2 separate regions of the Homo sapiens genome follow, and region 1 is linked to region 2. Evidence: chromatin contacts called from ENCODE Hi-C or POLR2A ChIA-PET data. All regions are on one chromosome and are shown on one strand. Each heading gives the region's core, a stretch centred on a gene start or an enhancer-like site at or near the end of the contact. The rest is flanking DNA. Distances are from core to core; before and after follow the strand shown.

The links. A loop is a pair of places that touch in the nucleus more often than their neighbours do. ChIA-PET counts read pairs that join two places held with the same protein, here RNA polymerase II (POLR2A). Pooled maps may share reads with other maps.
Region 1: a loop to region 2 is called in a pooled map of right cardiac atrium, with 2.0 times the contacts of the local background. The contact joins two enhancer-like sites. A Hi-C loop is called at or near these places in 1 of 50 pooled maps. POLR2A ChIA-PET finds 5 or more read pairs at or near these places in 2 of 52 experiments (H1 and SK-N-SH).

Annotation. Positions count from the first base shown.
Region 1 is chr10:76,556,766-76,563,838 of GRCh38, forward strand. It overlaps LRMDA (leucine rich melanocyte differentiation associated), which reads left to right. Exons shown (of 7, transcript NM_001305581.2): 7 at 444-3,403. The coding sequence ends at 523. Among named protein-coding and RNA genes, the nearest start is that of KCNMA1-AS1, 330 kb to the right of the region's middle. Within about 2 kb of position 2,031, at least 7 of the 41 ENCODE cell types and tissues checked have a DNase peak (open chromatin) inside an H3K27ac peak, as active enhancers do.
Region 2 is chr10:76,769,879-76,776,867 of GRCh38, forward strand. No RefSeq gene overlaps it. Among named protein-coding and RNA genes, the nearest start is that of KCNMA1-AS1, 110 kb to the right of the region's middle. Within about 2 kb of position 5,178, at least 3 of the 41 ENCODE cell types and tissues checked have a DNase peak (open chromatin) inside an H3K27ac peak, as active enhancers do.

The DNA.
Region 1 (7,073 bases), core at 781-3,280, 220 kb before region 2:
TTCATGATAAAGGGTATCAAAATAGTCACATTCTGGGAAGATTGTTCTACATCTTTTACTTGGGCTGGGTTCATCTTTAAACTCTTAATTTTCCATTCTTTGAAACTCTACTAAGGGAAACTGGCGTGAGGAGAGGCTACATTCTGGGGAGTAATTGGCCAAATTAGAAAAGTACCTAGCATGTGGAAGAGAAGTCATGCAGAAAGTGATATTCCTAGGAGCCTATACTTGTAGTGACATTTTATTTCAATGTCAACTCTGAGGTTGACAGAATCTTCTTGTCTGTGAGGACAAAAAGGGAGAGTTCTTCCCTTCTGGAGCTTCATCCACTTTCTGCTGCCCATTGGATCTATGATTATCTTGCATGTCTGCTTTTCAGCACCTGTGTTTCCCTGCTATGCTAAGTGTGCCACCTGTAATGATGTGTGTCTTTTTATTTGCAGGTGTCCTGGGGAAGTGTCGCTACGTTTACTATGGGAAAAACTCAGAGGGCAACAGGTTTATCCGAGATGACCAGCTCTGAAGCCAACTTCTGTATACCTTCACCCATTTCATGAAAATAAAATCAAAAGGGAAATCAAAAATAAAGAAAACGCTAAAGAAAAAACAATAGCCCACATTGCCTCTCTTTGGGAAAAGCTATGACTTCAGCTTTTGGTACCTTCCGCTGACTTTGCCAGGCCTGTCAAGATGATCCTTCTGCCTTAGACTGAGTGGTCACATAGAGATTGACATGATTGCCCTTAAGCAGGTCTCATCCACCAGGGTGACAGACAGCGGTGGCAAAGCAACAGGGCTGACAGCATGAACACCATGATAGATTGCCTGGTCCTGCCACTGCTCACAGGGGAGCAGAGGTCACACCTGGGGCCTCCCTGGACATGCTCAGTGGCTGCAGTCAAGTGAGAAAGACTGTCCTCAGCTCGCCTATTGAATTGAAATCCCTCTGATACCATCGTGCTGTGGGCTTATTTTTAGTGAAATAGTCACAGTTTAGGGGATGGCCATTCTCCCTCACTCCTTTTAAATCTTAACGTCCTGTATTCTGCATATACATAGCTCCCGTCTCTTCCCCTCCACCTTCCTTTAGCATCGATTTTATGACAGGTGGTGCATTTCAGTTTGCAGTTTTTCGGAGAACAAGGTATAACTTCCCAGCCAGGTCATACATTTATGGCTGGCTTCATGTTGCTACAATCCCTTTATTGGCGTAAATAGCTTTCCCTAAATCCCTGACTACAAAAGCGTGGACTTTTATCTTGTTTCATTCAACTCTAAATCCACTTCTTGCCCTGAATATGATGCAGTGTAAGGCATAAGGCATCTTTCTCAGCATGAGGGTTTGGTTGCACCAGGGACTCTTATTTATTAATTTATTTTTAACCGTACACACTTCCAGTGATGCCTGTGGCCATACTTGTGCGTGGGGCTGGCTTGCTCCTTTGGGTGCTATTTAAAGGGAGTGAGGTGATGAAAGATAGAGTGAAGGGTCAGGAGGTTAAAAAACAAAATTAAGACTGTTGAAAACACCCACCAGACCAAAGAGTTTTTATAGAAGGCACAAACCTTTTGGATTTTGCATCTTTGTCATGACCTCTCAGAAATCAAATCCACAGGTTGTGAGACAGTGCTCTGTCTTCCTGTATGCTTGGCTGTGCACTAGCACTAATGTCACAAGGAACATAAGTGTGATCATTGCTAGTTGGGTGACTCAAAGTTTATCTAACTTGCTGGTGCACCAGTCAAATCACTCTAGAAGATGTTCAAAAGGTTGATTGATTGTTCTTGACACGATAGTGTTTATTTTTCTGCTTCTTCCATTTAGACCAAGTGTTCATTGTCCTCCCAGTATTAGGTCAGTTTGATGACAGCAAAACCTGAAAGAGAATCCCTCCAAGTTATAGATACTGAGGGACTAGGAGCTGCTATTGTAAAACTATGGGGACTCAGAATCCCTAAGCTGCCCAAGGAGAACCTACTTTCTCAGCTCTAGCCCGTTTACATAGCCTCTGGCCCACTGAGTCAACACAGGCCTTGAATGACATGTATTGAGGCTGGCAGGAGTCCCTGTTTGAGATTACACAACCTTTGTTAATCAGTTCTTTAGACAAGTTAACATTAAAATCCTCAAAACCATGAAAAATTGGAGAATGTTGAATGTTTGCATTTATCTCTCAAATCCATTAGTAACTGGATTTGAGTACCTTTTCTCTGTTTGATCTACAAAACAGCACTGGAAAAATGCTTTAAATTATCTGCATTTGGTCCCACCCTGGGTCATTGTTTAGAAGCATCAACACATGTTTTCTCCCTGGCATAATATGGGCAGCCAGAATTCTGTGCAAGGGCAGCTAGACGAGTCAGATGTCATATCCAATCTAGCCACACATATATCCTTGTCTTTATAAAAGGCTTTAACCCTGCCTCAAACAATAAAAAAGCACTTGTGAACTGACCACAGAATTTTTCCATCTTTATTTTTCTTACTTGTTTACTTTTTTTAATGTCAGAACCATTTGTATCATGCGCAGGAATGTCTCCCTCAATGTGAGCTTTGGAGGCAAAACATATTTTTGGAGTGAGTTATTGACCACATTGTTTCCCTCTCTTTGGGTTGTTTATTTTCTTCCAGAATGGTGTAATAACTTTAATTAAGATTAGCTTTAATTATAAATTACCTAAAGGCCATCACTAAGGTATATTCATCTTATTGATAGAATTATAGTCAGCTTTGTTTCTCTTAAGCAGGGATAGTGATAATGAAGTGCTGGGTTGGTTACAGTTCCACTGTGTGTTAACCAAAATTTGCTGTGCTAGAGCTAGACTTTGGTCTGAATTGGCAGAGGTAGAACCCATGTTGCATGTTTATCCTAAATCTGTAGGAATTTCCCAAACCTTGTTTTTCAAAGTTGAGAAGTAGAAAGTAATAAATTCAATCAGGGCCCAGACATGTTTTGTACCCCCTTTACCCTTTGGTCTTTCTTCCTTTTATCCTATTCCACTGAGCTTGTTCTTTGGGGATTGTGGTGCCTGACATCACTGTCTTTCCTCCCCTAGGACACTGACTTGAGTGGAGAGACCTCGGCAATTCAAGGCTGTCCTGCAGCTCTCTGTTGCCTCAGCAATGTCAGGACGACTGTCTCTTTCCTAAGTAACATAATTTTAAAGAACAATTTGTTCCTCAGGGAATAATGTCTTGGATTGTGGGGAATCCTATTAAAAGTACAACTATTGCAGTCATTTGCTTTTACTTTTACCAGCCTCACTCATAAACCCTCCATCTGTTTGTTGCTTTAAATAGAAGCACATTATAAGAGATTATCACTTGATCAGGCTGCATGTCTGAGTGTTGTGTGTTTTCACATACTCATGTATACTAAGGAATAAAAGAAAGCAAACCACAGATTCTGGATGAAAGGATTTTTCATTTGTTTGTGTGTGTGTGTGTGTGTGTGTGCATGTGTGTGTTTCCAGCGGAGATGTATCTTGTACATTTTCAAGGGAAAAATGTCTTTCTTGCTGTTTTCAAGAAATAACCTGGCTGTCTTTCTTCTTTTCTTTGTTAACATGCAGACCAAAAACAATCCACAGGACCCTTTTCATCAAAACAATAATGGTGTTTAGTACTTGCTACTTGCAAGGGCAGCCTAAATCAGGTCTGTGTGGCTGCAACACAGGTAATGCCCAGCGTGGACACAATAGTACCCATTGAGACTCTTCCCTGCTGTCCATCATTGTAGCTGATCCAATGTGACCTTTGACCACTTGCTTCTTCCGGTTCTGTTTCCAGGAAGAAACCTTCACTGAAGAAGGGCGCTACCATTACTCGATTCTCTCTAAGTTGTTCAAATACCATGCAGGAAACTGACTGTTATGAGTAAGACCTGGAAAGGAAAATGACACCAGAGAAGCACAAAGAATGTTGATTACCTGTTTATATGACAACTGGACCATCGGCTTGTGGTACAGTGTTGTGTATTACTTCTTCTAATGCATCAGCAACCCCTCAAATGACCCAAAGAACATTGAAAGCCACAACCACTGTTCAAAATATTGTCTTCCTACAAGTCTACCTGAAATTTCCCAGCATTGGGAGTTCCCATCCTTTGGGTAATTATAATGCTAAGTGTTAATTTGTCACTTTGTGGTTGGGATAGGTCATAAATTGTGTTATTTGTGCATATTATCATATAAGCACATGCTAATTCTTCTAGAGTATCTTGGAATGTGGCCCAGAGAACAACCAACCTGGGACAAGGGAATTTTGCTAAGAAACAGTAGGGGAAATTCTAAGTATGGAATGTGTATGGGGGAGAGTTGCTATAGTAGGAATGATATAAATGGCAATAAATGGGATTATGCCAAGAGACAGAATGCAGCAGAATTAAAATGTGGCATCTTCATGGATAGGAGTAAGTTGAGAAGGAAAGGGAAAAGATAGTTTTCTGCCAGTTAAAAGGTTTGCTGATATTCAGCACTACAGTGATGTTTAGGGATATTTTATCCTCAAAATTGAGTCATCTTTCATGTAAATGAGTGTCCACCAATTTAATGTTTTACAAGATTTTCTGCCCAACACAATGAAACAGTGTGGAAAAGATGGTTCATGGAGCACTGTGGGAACAAATGATCGTGGTGGCTGCATATGGACAGAGATGACTGTGGCTGGTACCTAATATTCTACAAACTCAGCATCCTAAGGCAAGTGCCTCAGCTCTGGAGTGGCTAAAAAATACAAGGTAAACTTATGATCTGGGCAGTCATATGAAAGAGAAAATAGTTCTGTGGTCATGGGAAGTCTTCGTATATTCATCAAGTTCAGAGGTAGATGGACACCTTGACAAGATAACATAAAAAAAACAAAAATATTTAAAGAAAAAGACGAGTGCCTGTATATGGGGCAGAAGATGCTGGCAATAGGATTTAACTGTTATTGGCATGCAGGCAGCGAATGAGAACTTAGCTCATAGGAAGTGTGAATAACATCTTAGTTCAAGTGGATTACCTGGATTAACATGCAGAATATTCTAGAAATAATGTTTATATTTTGTCACATCAATTACTTTAAGTCAACTTTTCCTTCTTTGTATTGGAATAGTTCTCTCAATGTTATAAATAGGAATGAATTTTAAAACTCTGGGATAATTTCCTTTAGACAGGAACTTTCCAATTTAGGTGTTTGTGATGAGAGGGAAAAAGTCCTGCCAGTGGGCTTAAGCACAATATTTAGGCTATTCTAGTTACAGAGTATCAAAGTAGGTAAGAACTAATGTATATTATTTATTTACAAAGGCTAAATTTAATAAATCATAGTCTAAATCATAATAATTAAGTGCTACTATAAAAGAAATTTCCCTTGAAGCGAGATAGAAATAAAATTTAACACCCAGGTAGAGTATGGTGTTTTAATTTTTATGTTATTACTATTTAAAGTAATCTTTTATGAAAAAATGTACTCTGACTTCCACCCCACATTCAGTTTTTCAGGCTGTGCTTATGATAGAAACAGCGTTTGGGGGCAAAATATAACTTAATTAGAATAATAACAATGACAGCTACGAAGTCTTCTAAAATTTTTAACTAATTACTTGGGTTATTAGACAAAGAGAGAGAGAGAGAGAGAATGTGTATGAGAGAGTTTAGGATCTGAGTAGAGAATTCCTATTACTGACATACGTTTTCTAAGTTTTGCATGGACTCCAAAATAGGTCAGTAATTATCCCATTACCATGTTACATAGAAAAATGCATCTATTTCATACCTGATTAATTAATATCTACTTTGTGTCCTCCTTTCCTATGAATTGCTGATCTACATTTTATGACATCAGTCATAAAGTGCTCAGGCTGTGGTGTGACAGTGTCATGATGTTTTTGTTTTTACCCTTCTTGGCCTTTTAAACACAGGATCATTGTTCAGAGGGTCACTTAGAGCAATTTTGTTTTAATTAAGAGAGATCTTTGATGCTCAAAGAAAAACAGATTACATGAGTTATCTCCAAAAGTTACTGTATGAAACCAGGTTTCATTTATAGACTGTCCATATTCCCCTATATTTTTACATTCATACACAATAGCCATATTTCCTTATTTACATAGAAAGGTTGTCTTCCCCAAAATAACTCTGTTTTCTACAGGGCTATAGCACAACATTCATATTCTGTAGCCACATTGGCTACATTCTCAAACACAATAAATGTCCAAATGCCTCCAGTTAGAACACTTACCTCCCCTCCTCTTTTAAAAAACTTCATTTGGTGTGCTCACTCAGAATGATCCATTTTCAGAGGATCACAATAGAGTATAAAAATATTGGGACTTAATGGTCAACACATTCCTTGAAGGTCTAGAATAAATGATGATAATGAAGGTTACTATCACCAGAAAAGGGTCATATTTCGGTGTAGATATTTTGTTAAGTTAGGTTTAACCATTGCTTGGAAAATTACATTTAGCTGAAAAAATTAGGATCGCAACTCTAATTTATTAGATAAATCTTGCAGATTTATACTTATAAACATTTGTGTATATAATATAGATATAGGGTATTGGTTTATCAAATATTAAAATGGAATTTACAATTCCATTTTGGCTAGTTTGGCCTATGGACCACTTTAGTGGACAATATTATGGGCTTCTTTGCTCTAGTTCATTCATGATACACAAATGCACACACTCATAAACACATAAATAATGGTTACTATAATTATTTTGCAATATCATCATTAAAACAAGCACTAAAACTGTCATTTTACTAAAATGTGTTGGTCAAGAAACAACTAGTTGTAGAAGTATGTGCTACTGGAAGCATCTGTTTACTTCATGCAGATCAGTAATATAAATAGATGAAATACTCTTAAGAATACAAATTGGCTATAAATATTTAAAAACTCTAACATTTGCCATTACTTCTGATTTGCTCCCACCACACTGTTGGGTCACTTCTTTAGAAATATTTTCCAAGTAATTCTTGGTTTATATGGTTTACATGGCCCTCTTAGGTTTTGAAGCTTTTTAAAAAACAATGCTAATTTGTATCTGTAAGGATGCGTATCCATGCACTCATTTCACAAA
Region 2 (6,989 bases), core at 3,928-6,427:
TGCAAGGTATGAGCAAGTCTGTTTTAAGCTGAGCAGATATTTCCAGGCTTCTTTCAGAAAATTAAAGCACAGGGTCCCTACACTTCTGGGTGGTTATGTAACATCTCTAGGCCTTGATTTCTTCTTCTTAAAATGGGGATACTAATGCCAGTTTTGCAGATCACTATGAGGATGAGAATAATATTGTAAAGAACTGGTCACCACAAATGGCACATAATAGTTGCTCAATAAATGACACATGTCATCATATGTGTATATACATATACACATAAATATACAACACACTTATACACACACATTTAGTTGTAGTAATAATGATCATATATATGATTATAGTAATAACAATTATCAAAAATTACAACTAGATGAATGAGGTTTGCAATTGAATATTTATTTAGATACATGGGTACTATTTTTTCTCAGGCATAGGCTACTTGGAAAGCAAGAATTCAGTAAATGATCCATTCAACTGTGTTTTATACCTGATTCTATAGTCATGCATTGTGTAATGACATTTTAATCAATGTCGGACCACATGTGCAATGGTGATTCCATAAGATTATAGTGGAACTGAAAAATTCCTGTTGCCTAATGATGGAACGGTGGTAACATAAAACAATGCATTACTCATGTAATTGTGGTGACTCTGGTATAAACAAACCTACTGCACTGCAAGTTGTATAAATGTGTAGCACATACAATTATGCATAGGACATAAATATTTTTTTTTGAGACAAGGTCTCACTGTCACCCAGGCTGGAGTGCAGTGGTGCGATCTTGGCTCACTGCGACTTCTGCCTCTGGGGTCCAGTGATCTCCCCCCTCAGCCCCCACAAGTAGCTGGGACCACAGGCTTGCACTACCATTCCTGGCTAATTTTTTGTATTTTTAGTAGACACTGAGCTCAAGAGATCCACCCACTTTGGCCTCCCAGAGTGCTGGGATTATAGGCTTGAGCCACTGCACCTGCCTCATAATACTTGAAGATGATAATAAACCACCATGTTACTGATTTATGTATTTACTATACTATACTTTTTATTGTTACGTTAGAGTATCTCCTTATATTACTTTTTTAAAAAAATTTAGCTTCATAACAGCCTTAGACAGGCCCTTCAGGAGGTAACCCAAGAAGGCATTGGTATCATAGGAGATGACAGCTCCATGTATGTTATTGACCCAAAAGACCTTTCAATGGGACAAGATGTGGGAGTGGAAGACAGTGATATTGATGACCCTAACTCTGTGGAGGCCTAGTCTAATGTGTGTGTCTGCATCTTAGTTTTTAACCAAAATATTTAAGAAGTTTTAAAAAAGTTAATAGAAAAAAGCTTATCAAATAAGGATATGAAGAAAGAAAATATCTTTGCACAAGTGTGAGCTGTGTTTCTGTTTTAAGCTGTTACCACACAAGGGTCACAAAGTTTTAAAAAAATTAAAAGTTTATAAAGTTAAAAAGTTACAGTAAGTTAACGTTAATTTATTATGGAAAAAGAAAAATATTTTTGTAAATTTAGTATAACCTCAGTATACTTGTTTATAAAGTCTACAGTAGTGTACAGTAACGTCCTAGGCCTTCACATTCACTCATAGCCTCACCCAGAGCAATTTCCAGTCCTGCAAGCTCCATTCATGGTAAGTATCCTGTAAAGGTGTACCACTTCCTATCTTTTATGCTGTATTTTTACTCTTCCTTTTCTGCCTTTAGATACACAAATAACATTGTGTTATCATTGCCTACAGTATTCAGTACAGTGATATACTGTAGAGGTCTGTAGTGTAGGCGCAATAGGCCATACCATATAGCCTAGGTGTGTAGTAGGCAATACCATCCTGGTTTGTGTAAGTGCACTCTACGTTGTTTGCACCACCATGAGATGGCCTAATATCACATTTCTTAGAACATATGCCAGTCTAAAACTACATATATATATATATATATATATATATGTATGTATGTGTATGTATGTATGTATATATATATATATATATATATATATACACACACACACACACATAAGAAAACTTAGGAGCTATATGTAATACTTATAGAGGAAGGGTTAAAAGAAATAATTCTCCATGAATCACTTATTAGTAGTAATAGAATGATAGTGGTAGTAGTGATATTGATGGCAACACAAACTATACCAAGTGTTTTCCAGTTTATCAATTTATGTTCATTCAAATACTCCTCCTTTCCAACACTTTAAAACCACCAAGCAAAATAACATTTAATCTTAGGTCTAAGATGAACAAATTGAGAATTTGAAAAAATACATAACTTGACTCTTTTTTTCGTTAAATATGTTTCCTAACTTGTCATGTACTCAGTGTAGTGCTATATGTTTTGGGCACAAAGAAGACTAACACATGATAACTGGGTACAGGGCATTCAAACTGAGATAAAGCAGTATTTTTCAAGGGGCCACCTGCTATGCCCTAACAACAGAAGTTTCTGGGTCAAAAATGTGTGAATTTCTACCTACCACCTATTACCCTGATGGAGATCCACAATGCACAAAGGCATATTCAATGTGCTAAGAAGTCCTAGAGAGACCTCATTGACTCTGCATTTCAACAATGAGTTGACCACAGACTCTCTTTGTTGGAAAGACATTTATTTATATCATTTGGGAAATCTTCAGTAGAAGGAAATGGACATATAAACACATGCACCGACCTATGATAAAGGCTGAGGCAGCTTGGTGGCCTGAACAGCCTGGGAGCAGAGAGGATAGAAGGGTCTGATCTGCCTCTGCATTAACCAAGGAGTCAAGAAAGGCCCCCACCTTTGAACCAAGGTCATGGAGAAAAAGGGAGGACATCCTGGGATCATCCCAGAGTGTCTTGAACTAAACTGCAGTGCCCTTAGCAAAAAGAGACAGACTTTCCAAGTTTACCCTTTCCACTCAACAGAGATGCTCCAAGAAGGGTGATGTCCTCAGGTTCTTGTTCTCTTTGGGAAGCTCAGCATTGGTTTTTCAATATGCAAAACAAGGAAGTTGAATTTGGTCATTTCTCATAATATGCTGGTGTTCCATGATTTGTGCTTTAAGTATAGAGTATGCACAACTCAATTAAGGGTTGATGGCCCACAGGTCATCACAGCAGGCATTTCTGTTGTGGGGATAAGGATGACCCTAAATCCAGAGCCCATAAGTGGAGCACTTTATTAAGATGCTTATCTCACTAACGGTGAAATACATTGATTTGGACCATTGAGGAGCCAGGCCATATCATAACAGATACCTTGAGAAAGAAGCTTCCAGGTTAGACTTGACTGGAACATCAAGTTTGGAACTCAAAAAGCCATAGGATAAATGGGGTGAAATCTCCACTTTTGAGGAACTTTATCCTACCAACAGGTAATTCTAGGTTCTGTCCAACAGAAATACAAAAAGAGGTGCACGTATGAGTGAGTACCTGAAAATAAGGTAGGAAGTATGGCAGCCCTACATTTCTGTAAGTAGCCCTCCCATGCAACACCCCTCTTATTTCGTCTTCTCAATGATTATAAGCATGTATGATACACCATGTTACTCAAACTAGGGACTCTAACCCCATGGGTCTGAATATATATGTTCTCAGGAGTTCATACATTTGCGAGGGGAATATTTTTATTGAGATAAAATACACATAATATAAAATTTACTATTTTAACAATTTTTAAGTGCACAGGTCAGTGGCATTGAGTACATTCTCGTTGTTGTGTCACCATTACCACCACCATTTATCTTCAGAATTTTTCCATATTGCCCAACTGAAACTCCATACCCACTAAACAATAACTCCCCATTCCCCCTTCTCCCCAGCTCATGGAGCCCACCATTCTAACTTTATGTTTCTATGATTTTCACTACTTTAGTTAGCTCAAATGAGTGGAATCATACAGTATTTGTTTTGCAACTTGCTTATTTCACTTGGCATAATGTTCTCAAGGTTTATTCCTGTTGTAGATGAAGGAGCATTTTTGAACATTGTGGTTTGATTACGCACCCATATATTTGTATACAGATATCCCATGCTATCTGGATGACCACATGGTAAGGATATCCACTTGCTTTTAGGGTCCATTTTATGCTGTGTGTTTATGATAATTTCAGGATAATGAAAACATTATAGCATACCTGAGGACTGAAGGTTTTATAGTCACTTAAGCAGAAAATAATGCTGAGACAGTTGAGTTAGCCCCAGAATTTGGGAATGTTACTTAAGTGACAAAGGGACTTTACAGATAAGATTGAAGTCACAGACCTTGAGACAGAGATATTATCCTGGATTTATTCTAGTGGGCCTGATTTAATCATGTAATCTCCTTAAAAGTGGAGAATTGGGCAACAACAGTGAAACTTCATCTCAAAAAAAAAAAAATAGTGAAGAATCCTTCTTGGCTGAAGTCAGAAAGAGATACCTGACCAAATAAGGGTGAAAGACAGGCAAAGTAAGAGGGATTCAAGTCACCATTGCTGGCTTGGAAGGTGGAGGGGTGGGGCCATTAGCCAAGGAATGTGGGCAGCCTCTAGATGCTAAAAAGTCAAGGAAATTGATTTTCCCTAGAGCCTCCAGAAAAGATTGTAGACCTACTGACATCTTGATTTTACCTCAATGAGATCCATGTCAGATTTATGAATGACAGAACTGTAGAAGAATAAAGTTGGGTTGTTGTAACCTGCTAAATTTGTGGTGATTTGATACAGCAACCATATAAAACTAATACAATGTGTCAAAAACAAAAAACTGGCACCATGGCCCAAGATTCTGTATTCACATTTCAAAAAGATGTATTACCAAAACCCTATCTATATGGACCACTTGAAGAAGTACATTTTGGAGTTAATGTAGTCGTAAATATGTGATGAACTCTTCTGATCTGAATTCCACCAATAATGGATTTAGAGTAAACATTTATTCATCAAATATTTTAAAGTGCCTACTATGTGCCAGATATTGTGCCATGTATTGGGTACTCATAGGTACATGAATCTGCCTTGATGCCTGGGCTTAGTTTGCCGACATTTTCACAAAGGGAATGAAAAGTAAATAAGCAAATAAATAAGCCTATCAAAGCAGCATATTTTCCTGACCCTTCAAGGGCAGGAACTGGAGTTCATGGGTGCTGGCAGGGGCAAGCTTCACTTACTCACTGCTCCACCCCTTGTGGGAGGTGGAGCACAGATAAGCAAGTGCAGGAGCTGGTGTGAGTGCTTTTGGGCACTGGCAAGGGCATACTCTGTACCAGCCCCTCAGCAGCATCTAGGGGAGGGTGCTCGCAACACCCGAAGCCCAGAGGAAGTGTTACAGTGCCCTTTTAGCTTTGCTGTCTGCAGATGGCTTAAGTGTTAACAGCTCAGTGGAGGGTCAGTGTGACAGCTTTTTGCTCTGACACTCATGGCATCCAAGTTCTTGGCCAGTCTCCAAGAGGAATGAAGTAACATGAACAAATTGAAGGTGGTGAATGAAGGTGATTTTATAACTGATGAAAGCGGCTCTTGGTGGGAAGGGGAAATGAAAAGAGGGCAGAGCGGGAAGGTAATCTTCCCCTGGAGTTTGGCCATTCCTGGCCAGACTCCTCTCAGAAGTTATGCCATCAAGCTGTCCCTCTGAATTCAAGCCACTTCTCTCTGACATCAAACCATAGTTTCCAATGTCCAGCTGCTTCTACTCTCTCCACTGGCTGAGCCTGGGGCTTTTATGGGCACAGGATGGGGGGTGGGGCAGAGTGGGGTCATGGGTGGTTTTGGAAAAGGCAACATTTGAGTGTAAAAACAAGGATGCAAGTTCTCACTTTGGACGGTGGTATTAGGCCTTTTGGCTTGAGGGTGGGATCCTGGCCAGGGACCCTCCTTCATCTGCCCAGAATTTCCCTGTCTCCTGTCCCTATCACTATGGTTATAATTTGTGACACATGCTATAAAGGAAATGAATACCATGTGATAGAGAATAATGAACTGGGATCAGGAATAATGTCATTAGAAAGGCTTGTGAAGGCCTCTCTGAGGACATAGCTTTTACACAGACATCTGAAGGAAGAGAAAAACCCAGCCATGTGGAATGAACATTCCACAGAGAGAAGGATCATGGATCATGGGCAAAGGCTGCAAGGCCTGCAAATTCTTGACTACCTGGGAAGGAAATTAATGCAAGCCAGCATGGCTGGGGTAGTGTATGAGGGGGGATGGCTTCAGACAGGTTGGAGAGGTGGTACATTGCCTTCAATGCTAGGCCCTGGAGCTGATCAGAGTTTAGTTTGGTCAGCAGAGATAGGATAATATTTATATTTTTAAAGTTTCTGTAAACTTCTTTAAGGAGAAAAATTGGGAGCATGAGAGTGGAGGGGGAGAGTAGTTAGGAGGCTTGGCAGAAACCCAGAGAAATGGTTGCCACCTTTGGTGTCAAGGTAGGTAAGAAAAAGACAGAGTCAAAAAATACTTGTCAAGATTTGCTCAGTTCAAGGATTAGAATAAAGAGGTTGAAATCAGGAATGGCCTCCAAATTTCTGACTTGAGCAACTTTGTGATTTAGAGAACAATTTCATGCAGGGGCTAATAATGTAATGATGACATTTAATTAAAATTGGCATTCCAGGACTGCTCACTAATTGAGTGCTGATAAAGAATGAGGTCTGATTATTCTGAATTAGCAAACAAAGTCTTAAAAGTATTCATAGCATTCTGAAAAGCTTACTATGCATGCACAGAGACTTCCTCTGCATTATTATTACTAGAGTCAAAATACAGAAGCAAATTCACTGTAGAACTAGATCTGAGTCTAAATCTTTATGTAATTAACGACAACTTCTATGATTTTGTTTAAACAAAAGCATGATTCGTCACATTGAATTAACACTGTAAACTTCAATTTTACTTGCTTCCTAGTTTTGTCTTAATTTTCAAATTATTTTGCCTTATAGCTGAGTAGTTTTCCAATTGTTTTTACACCCAAAAGCTATATGCATAAAGATTTCATTCCTAGTTTTACCTCATACATTT